2 separate regions of the Homo sapiens genome follow, and region 1 is linked to region 2. Evidence: chromatin loops called from intact Hi-C (ENCODE). Cell type or tissue: Caco-2. All regions are shown on one strand.

What was found. A loop is a pair of places that touch in the nucleus more often than their neighbours do. Peaks named below come from ENCODE experiments on the same cell type or tissue, not always from the same donor. Only the 100,000 strongest peaks of a DNase experiment are listed, where the experiment ranks them.
Region 1: it touches region 2 in a loop (4-fold over the local background); 10 of 110 quality-filtered maps call a loop at or near these places.

What each region holds. Positions count from the first base shown.
Region 1 is chr7:135,703,365-135,711,364 of GRCh38, forward strand. It overlaps SLC13A4 (solute carrier family 13 member 4), which reads right to left. Exons shown (of 16, transcript NM_001318192.2): 3 at 4,750-4,886; 4 at 2,764-2,936; 5 at 2,232-2,286. LOC105375521 (a long non-coding RNA gene) reads left to right here. Exons shown (of 5, transcript XR_928021.3): 4 at 1-3,108; 5 at 3,671-5,232. Among named protein-coding and RNA genes, the nearest start is that of SLC13A4, 21 kb to the right of the region's middle. RefSeq lists an enhancer at 737-1,031. In Caco-2, CTCF peaks have their summits at 952 (motif pointing right) and 7,690; DNase peaks (open chromatin) are centred at 4,407 and 4,873.
Region 2 is chr7:135,755,870-135,763,869 of GRCh38, forward strand. LOC105375522 (a long non-coding RNA gene) reads left to right here and starts at 2,654. Exons shown (of 3, transcript XR_001745032.2): 1 at 2,654-2,740; 2 at 4,216-4,297. In Caco-2, no CTCF peak of the experiment used is centred here; a DNase peak (open chromatin) is centred at 3,792.

The DNA.
Region 1 (8,000 bases), 53 kb before region 2:
CTCACTGGCTGACTCTCATGTTCTCACTGACTGACTCTGGGAAGACCACTATCTAGAAAGGGGAACTTGTGATATGCGTATCGGAGGTGACAGGAGCAGGGAGGGCCTGGATTGTACTCAGGGAAAGTCAAGGGAGAGGGAGAGGGTGGCGGAGGGGGAGGACTTCTGATCAGCAAGTACACCTCAGGGGGTGAGTCTCTCCCACCCCTGCTGGTCCCCAACCTTTGCCTTGAGGACAGAAGAAGATGAGAACTTAGCCATCAGTGTAACTGACACACTGAGTGATCAGTGAATGTTTCCAGTTTGTCTTAGTTGCGAGGACAGTGGGAGCCACCAGCTCAGCCACTGTGAAGACAGAGAGCGTATTGGGCACACACATGCGGGATGTGGGTCCTGCGGCCATGGTCCCTCTTCAGGCTCTGTCAGGGAAGGATAAGAAGCTGACAGGCGTGCAGAGGGAAGTGTTCTTTGGAGTGAGTTCTTAGCCTGGGAGGAGAATGTGCTGTGATGTTTCCCTTCCCTTCTTCCCAAACTGGGTGAGGAGGGTAGGCGAGGATCCTCAGGTAGCATGGGAGGTGGTGGCCGCAAGAGTGCTGTCTGCACACCCAGCAAATGACCCAGTTCCCACCAGCACAAAAGATGCTTAGAGTTCTAGGGACAACTCAGGCTTTTCTTTTGGAGTTTGGGGATACATTTTTGTGTGGAAAAGAGCAAAGGCAAGAAGCCAGTAGGGTGATGCCAGAGAGGCCACAGGGAGGAGAAAAGGCCACAGTGAGGATGGCCTTTTCCTGGGTCACCTGGGACAGGCCTGCCCAGAGGCAGAGGCAGCCCCAATACAGGGGTTGTGGGGGAGTTAACCACCAGAGCACAGGCCCTGGAGGGTGGCGTGAGTGTTAATCCCAGAGCAAGGCCCTGCCATCAGGCCTGAGGCCCTGCAGAGGGCGCCATAATGGGATGCTCCAAAGACCCTGAAGGCAGTTGCCCCACAGATGAAAGAGCCAGGGACTGAAATCTCAGAGAGGGCACCAACCCCAGACCTCAATAGCCCCCATCCAGACCCTTCTCACCCATTTATCTTTCCTGTACCCTAGAGCTGCTGTCCTAAGCCCAGAAAAGTCAGAAGCAGCAGAGTGAGGGTGCGGTTAGGGGAGGAGGAGAAGAGGGAGGTGGAGGAAGACAGAAAGAAGCTCAACTCCCTCCCCCGACTTACTTTCACCTTCTTTCTTCTGCAGGCCTAGGGTGAGGGGTGGGTGGGTATGGGAGAAGCTTTGGCTGAGAAGTTGAAGTTTTGATTTGAATTTGGACTAGTCTCCCAAATGTCTGAACATGAGATTGTTATAATACCTGAAAGGAACCAGGAGAGCTACGGGATTTGCCTGGGATATCATCAAGGGTGATGTCATCAAGAAATCCAATATGCTATGATTGAAGATAGTGGTGGAGAAAAATAAAGCGATTTCCTGATGGCACCCTTCCACGTCTGTCCCACTGTGAACGCTGATTTCACCCAATGTGCGTTCTCCTTTTTTACAACAAGGGCAAATGACAGAGCTGAGCTGTATTACAAATCCAGCTTTTAAATGTGGACTATTCATTGTGGCATGCCTGTGGGCCACATTTTGAAATAGAATCTCCAAATGGAATCAGCTGTTAATAGAGCTTCCTCCAGGAATGTCTGAGGCTGCTTCTCCTTTTCCAGCTCTGCTTCCCATCATCACAAGGCCCTCTCACCTCCTGTCCCCTCATCCCCTACCTGTCACCTAAGTTTTCTTTGCCATATCTAACAAGACCAAATCTACCAAGACCTTATCTAATATCTAGAAAATATTTCATGATTCTCCAAGAATCTGCAGTGGCATCGAGATGTGAACGGTTTTCCGTTAACAAATTAAACATACTATTTTCCTAAAAGGGACATGAATTTAGAAGAGATTCTGCATGGTGGCTGTGTGGACAGTTCATATATCCACTGAGATTCAGTGTGGCCTTTTTATTTCTTCCTCATCACTGCAACACTGTGGTTAAGGGAGTGACTCTCCAGGTCCTGACAGGTCACTCCTAGGTATGGAGAGGAAATGGGGGAGGTTGGGCGGGGTGGGGGGGTGGTGTGGCAAGGTGGTGAGCTTGGGTGGTACATCTCAAAGAGCTGTTTATGGGTCTAGGTCCCCTCTTTTCTGACCTCCCCTATGGACTCTGAGAGGCGCTGTCTGGGAGAGGGCAGTCATACTCACTCTTCATTGACAAAGATGAGTTCCAGAGAAGGTTGGCTGTTCTTTACATCCAGACCTATGAGTAGCAAAGAAAAGCAGTATGTGAGAGGTGGAGGCTGGGGCTGACCCTGTGGGTTGGAGCATAGCTCAAGGGCTTAGGGCGGAGGTGGGCCATATGGAGTGGGTGACATTTCTCCTTCCCTTTGCTCTGTAAATAGAATGGGGCTCATGGATGCAGACTGGCCCCAGGGTTTTGCAGTGATCCTTGAGCATTTGGGGGCAAAGAGCAGTGTGTACCCTTGAGCATTTGGGGGAAAAGAGCCCAGAAGTGAAGGAGGAAGGAAGAGCCAGAACAGGGAGTTCAGGGAAGCTTCAGAGTCCAAGAGCTGGGATGGGAAAGAGGAGAGAGGGAAGAGGAAGGGGAATGTGGGGGCATGGCTGAGGGGGTCCTGGGGTGGGCACAAAGTTGGGCAGTCTCCCTAGAGGAGCCAGGCAGGAGGACCCCAGGGGAGGTTGGAGGAGCAAAGGAGAGATGAACTCCAGCAAACTGTACTGATGGGTTCGGCCTCTTCGGTGTTGGAGTTGCCCGCCACGAGCTGCTCGTCCTCAGCACTGACCAGCTCCTGCAGCACGGCCTCCACGATGGGCATCACCATGGCGGTGGTGGAGGTGTTGGACAGCCACATGGACAGCAACGTGGTACAGCACATGAAGCAGAGCAGCAGCCTGGAAGGCAGGGAGGGTTGGGGCAGAGCGTCCACGGAACACACATCCCTGCGGCTCCACAGTGGGCCTCCTACCAACCTGCTGGGGCTGGTCTAGACAGCTGTGGCTGGAAAGGCAGGCATTTGTCCTGCAGGGTGCCATTCAGCTCTGTACTCCCAATGCTTGGCACAGCGTAAGTATTAAAGCAATACTTCTTGAATGAATGAATCACACTTCATGGACTAGCGGCCTTAGCCAGAAAAAAGTCCTTAGTGAAGCAAAGAATAGCTCTGGTAGTAGGGCCACAGGGTGTAGACTTACCATTGTTTTTCTGTCTCCACGGACATTGGCTGGAGCTTGGCGGTGATGTGTGTTTGTGTGTGGAAGGCAATACTTTGTTTGCCCTCGCAGCCAGCAATTCTGTGAGCGCCACGGCACTCCTTGCTTTGCCGCCAAGTCACCATAGATATCAGTGACCCAATAGAGATGAATGTTTGGAGCTCACAGTTCCACCCACTACCTGTCAACATGCTGAAGGCATAGCCCCCAAAGTCACAGAAGTGTCCCGTGTCACTGTGTGCACTTTTCCAGCTGACATCTTAAAGCGTCAACACTTGGAGAAAAACACTAACAAGGTTAACCCTCTAATTATTTCTCTTTGGCTTTGAGAACGTTGTGCAATGTGTGCCTGTACAGACATGTCCTAGTTTCCATAAGATAAGCCAACATAAAGACTACTGTGTTTATTATTTTAGGTGGAATCACTGACTTTGCACAACTTGGGGACAGTACGTTTATCATGTGGACTCCATTGGCTGACAGCGACTTGACTTTGCCAATTCTGTACCTACACGGGTAACTGCCTCTGGGGGTGGCAACTTGCTGACTGATGTAAATAGGGAGGAGTGGAAATGTGAGAGGATAAAAATTCTTGCAGATAGTACACAGAGATTTTAAAGAGCCACAGAGTCTCCATATGATGTGACGAAATGCCACTGTGTGCCTGGGAGGTTGAGTGTAGGGGCAAGATTATTACTGAGTTAGGGGGTGGATTAAGCTGTAGTTATCAGACCTGTTTGACAATCTGGGAGACAGGAACATGCTTTTAAGCATAACCTATAGTCATCTAAATGACTCATACTGAGAACCAATACTATATTATTTATTTATACTCGTGTTGACTCCCATAGGAGTCAGGGCAGCTTACATAAAATACAGCAAGAAAGTTGTAAACTAGAAGGAGGTGAGCAGGATATTCCAAAAGGGAAGGTACAGGCAGGGGAATCCAAATGGAACATTGCTGAAGCTAACACAAAACTCAACCTTGACACCGTAACACATTCCCCGAGGGTGGGACTCCCTCCCGCATCACAGTCAAATGCAGTGTCTCTAACTGGGTCTGTGGTCTGAACTGATGACAAAAACTCAGGGTGGATGGGAGGAAACATTCCCGTCTCCTTCAGTGACAAAGGAGAAGACAGCCACTTCCGGTCCAGCCTGTTCCCTGATACACAGGAAACAGGTTGGGAAACAATTTCTCTTGGTCCATCCTGTTTTACCTGATGGGCCCCTATATGTTGTAAGCTGCTGCCCTTGCAGCCTAGGTCAATGGGTAAATTCTTTGGATAATGATAGCAAGGTCACAGGTTTAAATCTCTACTCCATGATCACAGGCCCTCTCCCTGGACGGGTCCTATGGCTCTGGTGTCAGCCCGACCCTTTGGTAAAAAAACAGCTGAAGTGGACATCCCGCAGTGACCTGAGACCACTGTCCTGGTGGCACACTGGGAGCTAGAAGGATGCCCTATGTCCTGGCATCCCAAATAAGACTTACATGCCCGGCTTGGCTCCGGCCATCAAGACCATGCGCAGAGCAATGCGCTTATGCAGGTTCCACTTCTCCACGGCAGCCGCCACGCAGATGACCCCCACCAGCAGCAGCGTGGTGTTCTTGAAGTACTCCGCCGCCACCTGTAGGGAGGCCAGGCATGTCAGTCACCCTCCCGGACCAAAGACCCAGGGCCCAGCACCAGCTGGGAGAATGGGCCATACCCAATAAAACCTGTTCTCAATCAAAGAGGCTGGCGAAGGGGAGGCAGGGGGGTGAGGATTATTGAAATAGCCGCCCATCCTAGAGTCACATCTACTGAGCGTTCATTGTGGGCAGGCACTGTGCTAAGTACTTGACAGATTATTTCATTCAATCTGGCCCATAACTCTATAGGATAGATGTTCTTCTCCACTTTGGAAAACATAAAACCACTGTATTTAAATATGATGTGAATATGATTTTAAAGAATAAACACATATAATTTTATATTGATCTTTTAAAATAACCCTAGGTTTCTCCCCAAACCTAATTTTTAATGTTTTTAGAAAATATTAGAAAATTATTTTCATTTCATTTCTATTAGAAAATTAATACATACTCAGTATGGAAAACTTCAAAATATAAAAAAAGTTAAAGACAAAATTACCCTTAATCATGCTACTGTAAATACTTATAGTTTCTTCCATTTTTCCTATACCTATATAGATAAATGCATTTATACAGTATGTATACTTTTATATCTTGCCTTTTTTTCATTTAACATCATATCCTCATTATTGTTTTTCTTTGAGACAGAGTCTTGCTCAATTTTTTTTTTTTTTTTTTTTTTTTTTTTGTGAGATGGAGTCTCGCTCTGTCGCCCAGGCTGGAGTGCAGTGGTGCGATCTCGGCTCACTGCAAACTCCGCTTCCTGGGTTCACGCCATTCTCCTGCCTCAGCCTCCCGAGTAGCTGGGACCACAGGTGCCTGCCACCATGCCTGGCTAATTTTTTTTGTATTTTTAGTAGAGATGGGGTTTCACTGTGTTAGCCAGGATGGTCTCAATCTCCTGACCTCGTGATCCTCCTACCTCGGCCTCCCAAATTGCGGGGATCAGAAGCATGAGCCAGCGCACCCGGCCTTAATTTTAAAAATTTAAATAATTCCCAATAATTCTCAAGTTCCAATGAATTCCAAAAATGAAAATAGTACAAGGAATACCTATACACTCTTTTTTTTTTTCCCTGAACCATTTGAGGGTAAGTTACACACATTTTGGCTGGTCCTTTACCCCTAAATACTTCAGTGTATATTTTCCTTTCTTTCTTTTTTTTTTAAAAAAAAATTTGAGACAGGGTCTCACTCTGTCACCCAGGCTGGAGTGCAGTGGCATGATCACAGCTCACTGCAGCCTCAACCTCCCAGGCTCAGGGTATATTTTCTACGAGTAGGGATTTTCTCTTCCTTAGTGGCCACAGTACCAGTTATAAACTCCTTTCTACTTTTTAATTTAATGATGGGGAAGTTGAGACATAGGGCAGTTAAAAAGATGTTTCGCATGTTTGAGGTTCATGGACCAAATCTTTGTTGATTCTCTCACTTGGAACATTCTCTCTTTCCATCTCTGCCTGTACATTCCAATCAGACTTTGAAGCCCAGTTCAGGCCTGGCATCCTCTAGAAAAAACCTTTCTTGTGGCCCTAGCCTCTGATTCCAGAATATTCCTCCTGGGCACCATTAATTCCGCACACCACAGAGCACTTGGAGCAATGCTTGAATGATTGCTTCCTGATTGTACTGTTGTTTGTTTATTTTTGTATGTGTACTTCTCTTGTCTCTCAACTAAATTTTTCGGCTGTGAATGGTTCCCTTCTATATATCTTAACACCTAGTAGAATAATATGCAAAAGTAGATGCTCAATAAATATTTGTCACATACATGAGAATTGCTTCCAACTGGAGGAACCATACAGAAATTGAGAGGAAAAGCTATAGAAAAGTCTAACTTCTAATTGAAAAACCCTCTTAAAGTGAGAAAACAAGAACATTTTTAACTGCAGCAAAAATAAAAATTCAACAGGAAAGGAAATACATAGTAAAATACATAGCATTTGAAATAATATGTACATGATCATACTAATTTTGATTATTGAATTAACAAAAATTGTGATTGAGCATATTGGGAGGATGGTAGAAGGCGAAGTGGGGGATGTAAAAGAAAAAATCTTCCCGGGAGGCAGAGCTTGCAGTAAGCCGAGATCGCGCCACTGCACTCCAGCCTGGGCGACAGAGCGAGACTACGTCTCAAAAAAGAAAACAAAAAACAAAAAGAAAAAATCTTCATCTGCTATAACAAGAAGTCAACTGATAGCCGCTTAAAGTGAGAACTCAAGGACTAATATAAGAATATCATATGGGAATGGAGCTTAATGACAGAAGAAGCTGTTAACAAAGTTACAAGTTATTGACTCTGAGGGTGGGGTGGGACTTGGTAGGGGGGGAAGTGGGAGGGATGAGGAAAGAGACTGCTGACTTTTCATTATAAGCGTTCAGTATTAAAGTATTTGATTTTTAAACTTTGTGCACGAAACACTTTGATAACATCAAAACCAAAATAAAGGCAGGCTGCTCCATCTCTCCTTTCTCTCTTTTGCCCTATGGACATTTCATTGCATCTGGTTGATGAGGGTTGTGTAGGAGAAGGGACATCTGCCCTCACTGTGACCATTTCCTGGGGGGAAAAGCCCCTGCTTCTGGTTAACCCAGTGTTTGTCTCTAAGCCCATTCCTCAGCGGACTACTGTCACGAATGCCCCCTGGGGGCAGGGAAGGCCCCCTGCTCTGGACAGCTTGTGACTCCGTGGCAGAGTCCACTCTGAGAGGGCGGTGATCATGGTGGTGGGGGCGGGGGTGGGGTTGGGGGAGCGGCCCCCTAGCGGGAGCAGGAGGCACTGCAGGATTGTCCTAGGGAAGTGGTTGAACTTGGAGGTTCAAGGGCCTTTCTCACTGCCTGGTTACTTTCCCAGGCTTTGTGGAGGCGGCTTTGTGGCACAACTGGAGCTTTATTTTCTTGTCTACCGAGGAGAGAAACCCACAGAAGATGCGGGACCGTTGTGGGAGATGGTCTTTCCACCAGCCCCATGACACAGCCCTGCGAAGCTTTTCAAGTCAGTGCGACTGGGGTGTCTTTCCCCAGGGACTGACTGACAAGAGCTACGTTTTCTGCCTCTATCATATCCCATTCTAGAACACCGGTTTGGCTGTGATGGCCTTTTA
Region 2 (8,000 bases):
TTAGGTGTCCCTAAAGCATCTGCAATGCAATCAGTTCAGCTTCTGGGCTTTGCACAGACCGAATGCCTGCGTAATCTCCACTCCAGATGCAAGTGCTTTGTCTAGGGGAGGACAGGGAGATAAAAATTGCAGTTTTATTTGACTTGTCCCAAAGCCTTGGATCTTTGTATTTTCAGTTTAAAAATAACCGAGTTACACCCTTTGCTTATAGGTGCTTCTTTGTTTTTTTTGGCGGGGAGGGGTTTGAGGGAGGTTGCTAAAACAGGGACATGGTGTGAGTAGAAATTTAGATGGAACACATTCTAGATGGTCCCACCTACCTCTCAGGCTTTTAAATTTTACTAATGATGCTACCAATTTCTTCCTCAAAATTATCCCCGTTCTCTTCAGACAACAAACATCCACTGGTGTCTACCATGCACAAACCACAGTAGGGCAAACGTAGGTGGTGGCAGTGCCCTCAGAGATTACAGTTTTTTCCTTCGTTAGCAAAAGGAACTGCCAATCAGTTTCCGTAGAGGCCAAACTAGAAGGGCGTGCCAGGGCAGATGTTGTGACTTCCTTATTTGCTAAAGAAGGCAGGCAACAGACCTGGAGAAAAGATGCAAAATGATTTCTTTGAGAAGCCTCTTTGGGTATGAAAAGCTCTGGGGAGAAGGTGGTGTAATGTACACAGGGACTCCCAGAGCATTCTGGGAAGGGAGGGCAGGGCATTCACTTCATCAGTCAGGATCTACAAGCTTCCACCATTTTAACAAATGACCCCGAAGTTCCAAGGGCTTACAACAAGAATCAGTAGAGGTTTATTTTTCATGCATGCAATGTATTCATCCTGGGTTGGCTATGGCTTTCCTCCATGTTGTCCTCATTCTGGGACCTGGGCTAATGCAGCAGCTTCTATATGAAGCACTGCTTGGTCATCATGGCAGAGGGAAAAAGGGTCAAGTAAACCATGCTCTGGCTCTCATAATTTCTGCTCAGAAGTGACACACATTCCACATTTCCATCCCCCCTGCCCCCAACCCATTTTAATGGCTAAAGTAAGTCACAGGGCAGTTTCTGAGTCCAGCAGGGCAGGGATGTATACTTCTGCCACAGCATGGAAAGCTGGCATCATTGGTGAACAGGAATACAATCTACTATAGGCATTTACACCCTCCCCTGTGATTCAGAACTAGGGAGATCTGTTGTGAATGGGCATCTGATTGGCTCCAACTGTGGCCAGTGGCAGAGACAGGCAACTGGATCCCCAGAATGAAGTTACTAGGAGGTTTGAGGTGGTTAGACTGATGGATACTTAGACAGGGAGAGCTGATAAATCCACCTGACTGAGGCAGGAGAGAAGGGAGAAATGGTTCTGGATCTGTGAGGTACTTGCTGAACCCCATCCCGATCCAGGTCTCTTGGGGTCTGCTCACCCAGGGAAGTAGCTGAAAGAGTCCTTGTGGGAAGGGGCTTAGATCTTTAGCGTAGTTTTCTTGACTGAGCATAGCCCTGGAGGGTCACTACTGTGGCTTCCAGGGAGTATGTTGTCTATCTTGACTACATACCCAGCTACCAGCCTGCTGCTGTTGTTGGCAGAGCTGGATAGGGATGAATAAGTTTTGATCCCTCTCTGACTTCTCATTTCCTTTGCATTTTTTCCTCCCATTTCCTATCTATCTTACCTACTGGTAAGAATGCAGGTACTTTTGGATATATAAAAGCAAAGGAGTTGGAATTTTGTAAAATACAGAATTAAATAAAAATATAGGATTTCCGGCTGCTACCAGCTTTTGAAGGCTCAAACCTTGCATCTGGGACCTGCTTGAAGTATGCTGTTTACGCTGCAAACTATAAAGAGGGACATCTCTGTTACATAAACATGGATAAGTCACAGTTCCTCAAAAAATTAAGACCTCGAGGGCTAGAAGTATAATTTGGAAAAAACCTCAAAATCATAGCAATATTTGCTCAGATGTTAAGTATGAGAGACAAACAAACCCTCTGTACTAATTGACTGAGATGTTGGGGATGTTTGTTGCAGCACCTAGCCTGCCCTGACTAATACACTGTGTCTGTGTGTGGTGGGAGTTGGGTCAGAGAGGTGGAGTTGGTGGGGCAACAGAAAGGAGTGATTCCAGAAGGAATTTTCCAGAATGGAACGTTCCCTGAGGTAAGCATCTTGGCTGCTGTCTGGCTGGATTACATAGAAGGAGAGGACTTCGTGCAGCCTGTAGTGAGGGAGTGGTTGGTGTCTTGGCAAGTTAATCCCACCTTCTTGCCTGAACTCTTGCCAAATGGGATTCGATGAATGGATGTGAACATATGCTGTGATTTGCAATAAGAGGCTGGCGGGCTTGTGCCCAGAGCCAGTGGGTGCCTGGACTGGGGACTCAGGAGAAATAGTCAGGGAGGAGTTGGAAACTCCTGTTCCTGCTCCCGGCAGGCTTCGGGAAGACGGGCTAGTTATGCAGAGAATTTCCTGCCTTTGCAGTTCTTCTTGCCAATAACCACAGCTTAGCAAATTCACCTCCTGGCCACTTTTGGTGAATTTTTAAAAAATATCTCAGAAACTCTTTTTAGGTTTGCCTTTAAAATTTAAATCCAGTCTAGGACTGGGTCATTTCCGAATCAGATTTTGGGTAAATAACTGACAACTGGCTTATTTTCATCCACGACGAAAATGGAAGAAACTCCTTTTCTTTTCCTCTTAATTTAGAAATGCCGGGGAAAGAATTTGTTCTTGAAAGAACAAGAGGTGGGTGGAGGGCGGGGAGAGGTTAGAAAAAAATACCCTGGTTTTCAGATGACGCCTCCAGAGCCCTGGCTGGCCGGGGCTGATTGGGGTGGGTGAGGCTGTCAGGAGCTGATTCTACACAGTGTTGTCATTTTAAGAAAAGGGCGAGACCAGCTTAGGGAAAGGAAGGGAAAGGAGTCAAGCATAATGACAGACAAGCACCACCCCTGCCTGTTGTGAGGATGAGAGATTGGCAGCTCAGGGACTACCACTGCTCATTAGGATCCCAGGGAGGAATTTCATTCCCTACCTTGGTAAAGCCAAGTGGGTGGGGTGAGGGAGGTTCGGGTCTTGATGTGAAGGATCTGGAGAAAATAATGGTGCATTAGGCCAGCTGGAGAGCAGATAAGGTCTTCCTGGGCTATATGTGGGGTAAGGTGAGGAACCAATAGTACCTAAAGGTGGGATACAGGAATCTGAATGGCTTGAGTATAAAGGCTGTTTAGTTGTAACAGCTACATCTGTGTGTCCTCTCCCCATTCCCCCATCCCCTTTTCTTTTTTCTGTGAACTCATAAAGAGCCTTGGAGATCGGCAGACAGGAGACCAAGTAGGAAAAGGGATAGAAGAGGAGGGGAGAGGAGAAGAGAGATCAGGGCTGAGCCAAGAGGGATGAGAGAAGACAGAGAGGGGATGGGATGGAATCTGTGTGCCTCACCGCCCTGTCCATAGTATTTTTGGTTGCAGTCTTAGGTGTGATGAGGGTAGGACTTCAGTGTTTGGATGGTATACACCATTGGCTGAAAAGTGAAATAACAGGCACTAGAACTTAGAGAAATCATGCTTAGATTTATTCTGAGCCACACTTGAAGACGGAAGCCCAGGAACACAGACTCAGTATAGACTAAGAATGTGTCTCTAAGTGGGTTACAGGAGGCACAGTATAGATACATTTCCTAATGAGGGATAGGCGTGGCACAGAAGGTGGGAGAAAGGAGGAGGGAAGCAGTAGTTGAATTTTTGTGATTCTGATTGGTGCTCGGTGACACTGTCCATAAGATAAGGTAAATATATGGTGGAGCGGGTAGGAGAAAGGTTAGGTGCCTTAGGGTCTGGTGGAGGGCAACTCTTTGCATCCTGTCTTTGTTCTACAGCTGATAAACAGGTTTATAACCAGTACCTGTCAGTGAAGTATGTAACAAACTCCAGTTACACAGGCAAGAAGTCAGCTTTAGTTTACAGGCCTAGGTTTTATTACCTACATGTCTGACTACAGCCATCGTGGGCCATTGTGCAAATTTTCTTTTGAATTTTCCTTTTTTTAGACATCATACAAGATGTTAGGTGCCACAATAATGGTGACTCCAACCTTTGGCTTTGGGAGTTCAGTCCTTGTGGCTGAATGAATATTTGTTGAACAAATCTTAAGGCAAAGTTTTTTTTTAAATAAATATATCATTAAAATGATTGTTTCCAATCTTTTATTTTCATGTCCAGGAAGAGTATAAAAGACCCTTTGTCTGGGTTAAATAGAAGACTGACGGTGTGATGGAGTGTGTACTGCAGTTCGGCTCACCAGGTATGGTATAGACTCATTAGAGTTAGCATTAGACGAAATGAAAATCTGAATACAATGGGTGGTAGGAATTCACTGCAGGATCTGAAAATTCTGAGAAATGCTTTGGAGGCCTGGTAAATAGTCCATTGTGGGCTTCATTCTTTCCCACCTATCTCAAGAAAGAAACCACCGTTGCTTTCCATGGAAGAAAAAAGGATTGAAATGAAGTAGTTATATTTATTTACATTCCACCATTTCTTCTGGTCACTCCCAAGTTGCTTCCAGTGCGCAGAACAGGAGAGCATCTTTCATTTGGAAATAGGTGCCATCTTGTGAAGAGATATGAGTATGTTTTTTGTGCTTGAATAAGTTCTCTAGTCTTTGTCGGTGAATTTATAGAGGCAGGGGTTGTTTCTACATGGAAACAACCACTCTCTGTATTACAGTTCAGAGAAAATTTTAGAATTCATGCAAGCAGGTGCTTAACAGCAGCTCTTAGAGAAGACATTGAATTAGAGGATTTCATGTCTGAAAAGATCTTTGAGGTAATTTAATAAATACTTCTTTCTATCTCAACTTCTGGGAGCTTTGGAGAATGACTTTTATTAGAGTTTGTTTGAAGGGGAATTAAAATAGGCACATGTTTTGAGACAAATTAACAAAAAATTATCCCTATCCAATTCATATCTTTAGGATAAATATATTACAATAACCAAAAACTGAAAATAATCAAAATATCCATCAACAGAACAATGGATAAACAGAATGTGATATATTTATACAGTGAAATACTACACAGCAATCAAAAAGGACAAATTACTGACACAATGTGGATGAACCCCAAATACATTATATTGAAGAAAACAATATGAGGTTGATAATAAGAAGTTCAAGAACAGGCAAAACTAATTTATGGTGACAGAAGTAGAAAAAAACCTGGTTATTTCTTGAAGTGGCTATCAACTGAAATAGGGTTCGAGGACACTTTCTAGAACAATGGGAACGTTTTATATCTTCATCTGGGAACATGATTCTTGGGTATATACATATATAAAAGTCATTAAGCGGTGTACTTAAGATTTGCACATTTTACTTAATGTAAATCATACCAACCCTGCCGCCTCCAGAAAAACCCCCAACATCCCAAGCAATGAAAACATACAGAGTGGGAAATATTTGTCTGATTTGGAACTTTTATTGTTGATAAGTTCAGTGAAGCACATTTGATAGAAGTTCCCCTTGACTAGCAGTTTAAATAACTTGGGCATATTACTTAATGTCTCTGGGTTGTTTTTCTTTCTTTCTTTCTTTCTTTCTTTCTTTCTTTCTTTCTTTCTTTCTTTCTTTCTTTCTTTCTTTCTCTCTCTCTCTCTCTCTCTCTCTCTCTCTTTCTTTCTTTCTTTCTTTCTTTCTTTCTTTCTTTCTCTCTTTCTTTCACAGCAGTTCATTTGTTCATCACACACAGGATCTGCTACCTAAGGTGGCACTGGTGTAGCAGGGGAGAGGACACGAAGATACTCCAGTTGCCATCCTTGATGCATTTCTGCCAAGACAGAGAGCCCAATAACACCAAACTCAGTGTCACTGCCAAGACCAGCCCTGCCCTCATCTCCAGCCCTGCCCTAGTCTCCCTTTTTCTGCCTTTCTGGTTACAGCAGCACCACAGCAGCATTGAAGAGGCCTCTGTTCAGGCCCAGGCAGGAGCGCGTCTTGTGGGGACCTGGCTTCCCCTGGTCTCTGTAGCTGCTCTTGTCCTCCAGCCGGCTGGCTCAGAAAAGCTCTTTCTGTTTGGTGACTAAGCCTGAAGCCACGGCGGGGGAGAGAGAGAGAGTGTGAGAATTTGAGGGCACCAGATCCCTACCCAGTCCCCAGAGCCTAAAATATGTGGCCAAGAATTGAAGTTTTTTGTCCTCAGGGAGAAAAATGACGAAGGTCCTCCCTGAGGCAGCCCCACAGACAGATAAAGAGACACTACTCCTCCCCGGCCCAGCCCACCAGCCTACACCACAGGGACAGCACAGTGTCTCCCCACCCTGTCCTTGCCACAGGCCCCCCAAAGGGAGAAAAGTGGCATTTGTGGTTTGGACCTAGTCACAGGAACAGCATCCGGGTAATTTTCCATCTCTTCATTGACTCAAAGGCTTCCTCCGGACACAGGGAGGCAGAGCAGTTAAGTAGTTCCTGTTTGCTGATGAGAAAACTCCAAAGATGGAAGTGTCCTAACTCAGGGTCCTCGGGCAGAGGTCATGCTTGCCCTTCCTGAGTGAGACTCCAGATCAACACAGGAAACTAGTTTATCTCCTTGACCTGGAGTGGAGTAAACAGTCTTTGGCCAAGGCATTCTCCTCTCGGAAGCAGGGTTCAGTGAAAGCATAAATATTGGCCCAAGAAGACCATAGCTTCTTAGGCTAGAATGGATTTAGAGATCAGAGACTCTACATCTATTTTATAGATGAGGAAACTTAAGCCAAGTGAGGCGAAGTAACTTGCTTAGGAGCAAAAGCCAATCAATGACACAACTATGAAAAGAACAAAAGTGATCAAGTCGGCTCAAATTCCAGAGATGACCAGACAGAGCTGACTACATCATATTTTATCCCACTAGATGAGGGTTCTCAACCTCAGCACTGTTGACTTTTGGGGCTAGATAATTCCTTGTTGTGGGACCGTCCTATGCACTGTGGGATGTTTAACAGCATCCCTCGCTTCTACCCACTAGAAGCCAGTAGCATCCCTCACCCCAGCTGTGTCAATCAAAAATGTCTGCAGACACTGCTAAACGTCCCAGGGTGGGGGTGGGGGGCACAAAATTGGCCCTGGTTGAGAGTTGCTGTGACAGAGAGCCCACTCTTTTAGTTCAACACTGAGAGATACATTGGGATGCATTATTATTTGTGGACCTGTCTCATGCATCAGTCTGCAGTTCTTTGAGGGTCCAGACAGGGTTTTATTGACCTTTATGTTTCCTGTGTCTTGCATAGTACCTGACATGTGAGAGATGCAATTAATGGGTTTGCGTGAATGAATGAATGGACAAACTCACTGGGAGACCCTGGGATGTAAACTTTCATTCACTATTATCCAGTATTATATAAGCACATTGGCCAGGTGTAGCCTGGCAGGAGATGCGGGAGGATGACTCGACTCATATGACTTTCTATCTGGGGGACAGGAGGGATTCCTGTTTATCTACTTTGTCATCCACTATCATGGCACCACAGAAGGCATTTTTTGAGCTCCCTTCCCTGGGCTCCAGGCTTAATTATGTGGCTTATTTTCATTCTTATAAAACAATAGAAATAGCTACTACATGGTAGAAATTTTTTTTTCCCACTGGGGATGTAGCCAGCACTTTGGAATGTTAAGCCTCAAGACTCTTACAGTTAGAAGAGAAAGTCCCCCAAACATAGCCATTAGCAGCCATGAGAGCCATGGGAGAATATTGATCATAGAGTCATAGAATTTTGGCATTGGGAAAAGTCACAAGTAAAATATAAAAGGCAGCCTCTCTACCACAAAATCCTATCATATTGTTTTTCTTAATCCCAGAAATTTTCACCAATGTTGACTTTGGGGAAATGATTAAATAATTTTGTGTCTGTTTTCCTGAAGATGAAATGCTTCAGAGGGTAGAGTCTTCATTTGTTTAAAAGAAAAAAAAAGTGTCTTCAGAGGACCTTGTATGCTAGATTATAAAATACAAATTCCAGTGCATCTTGAAAGG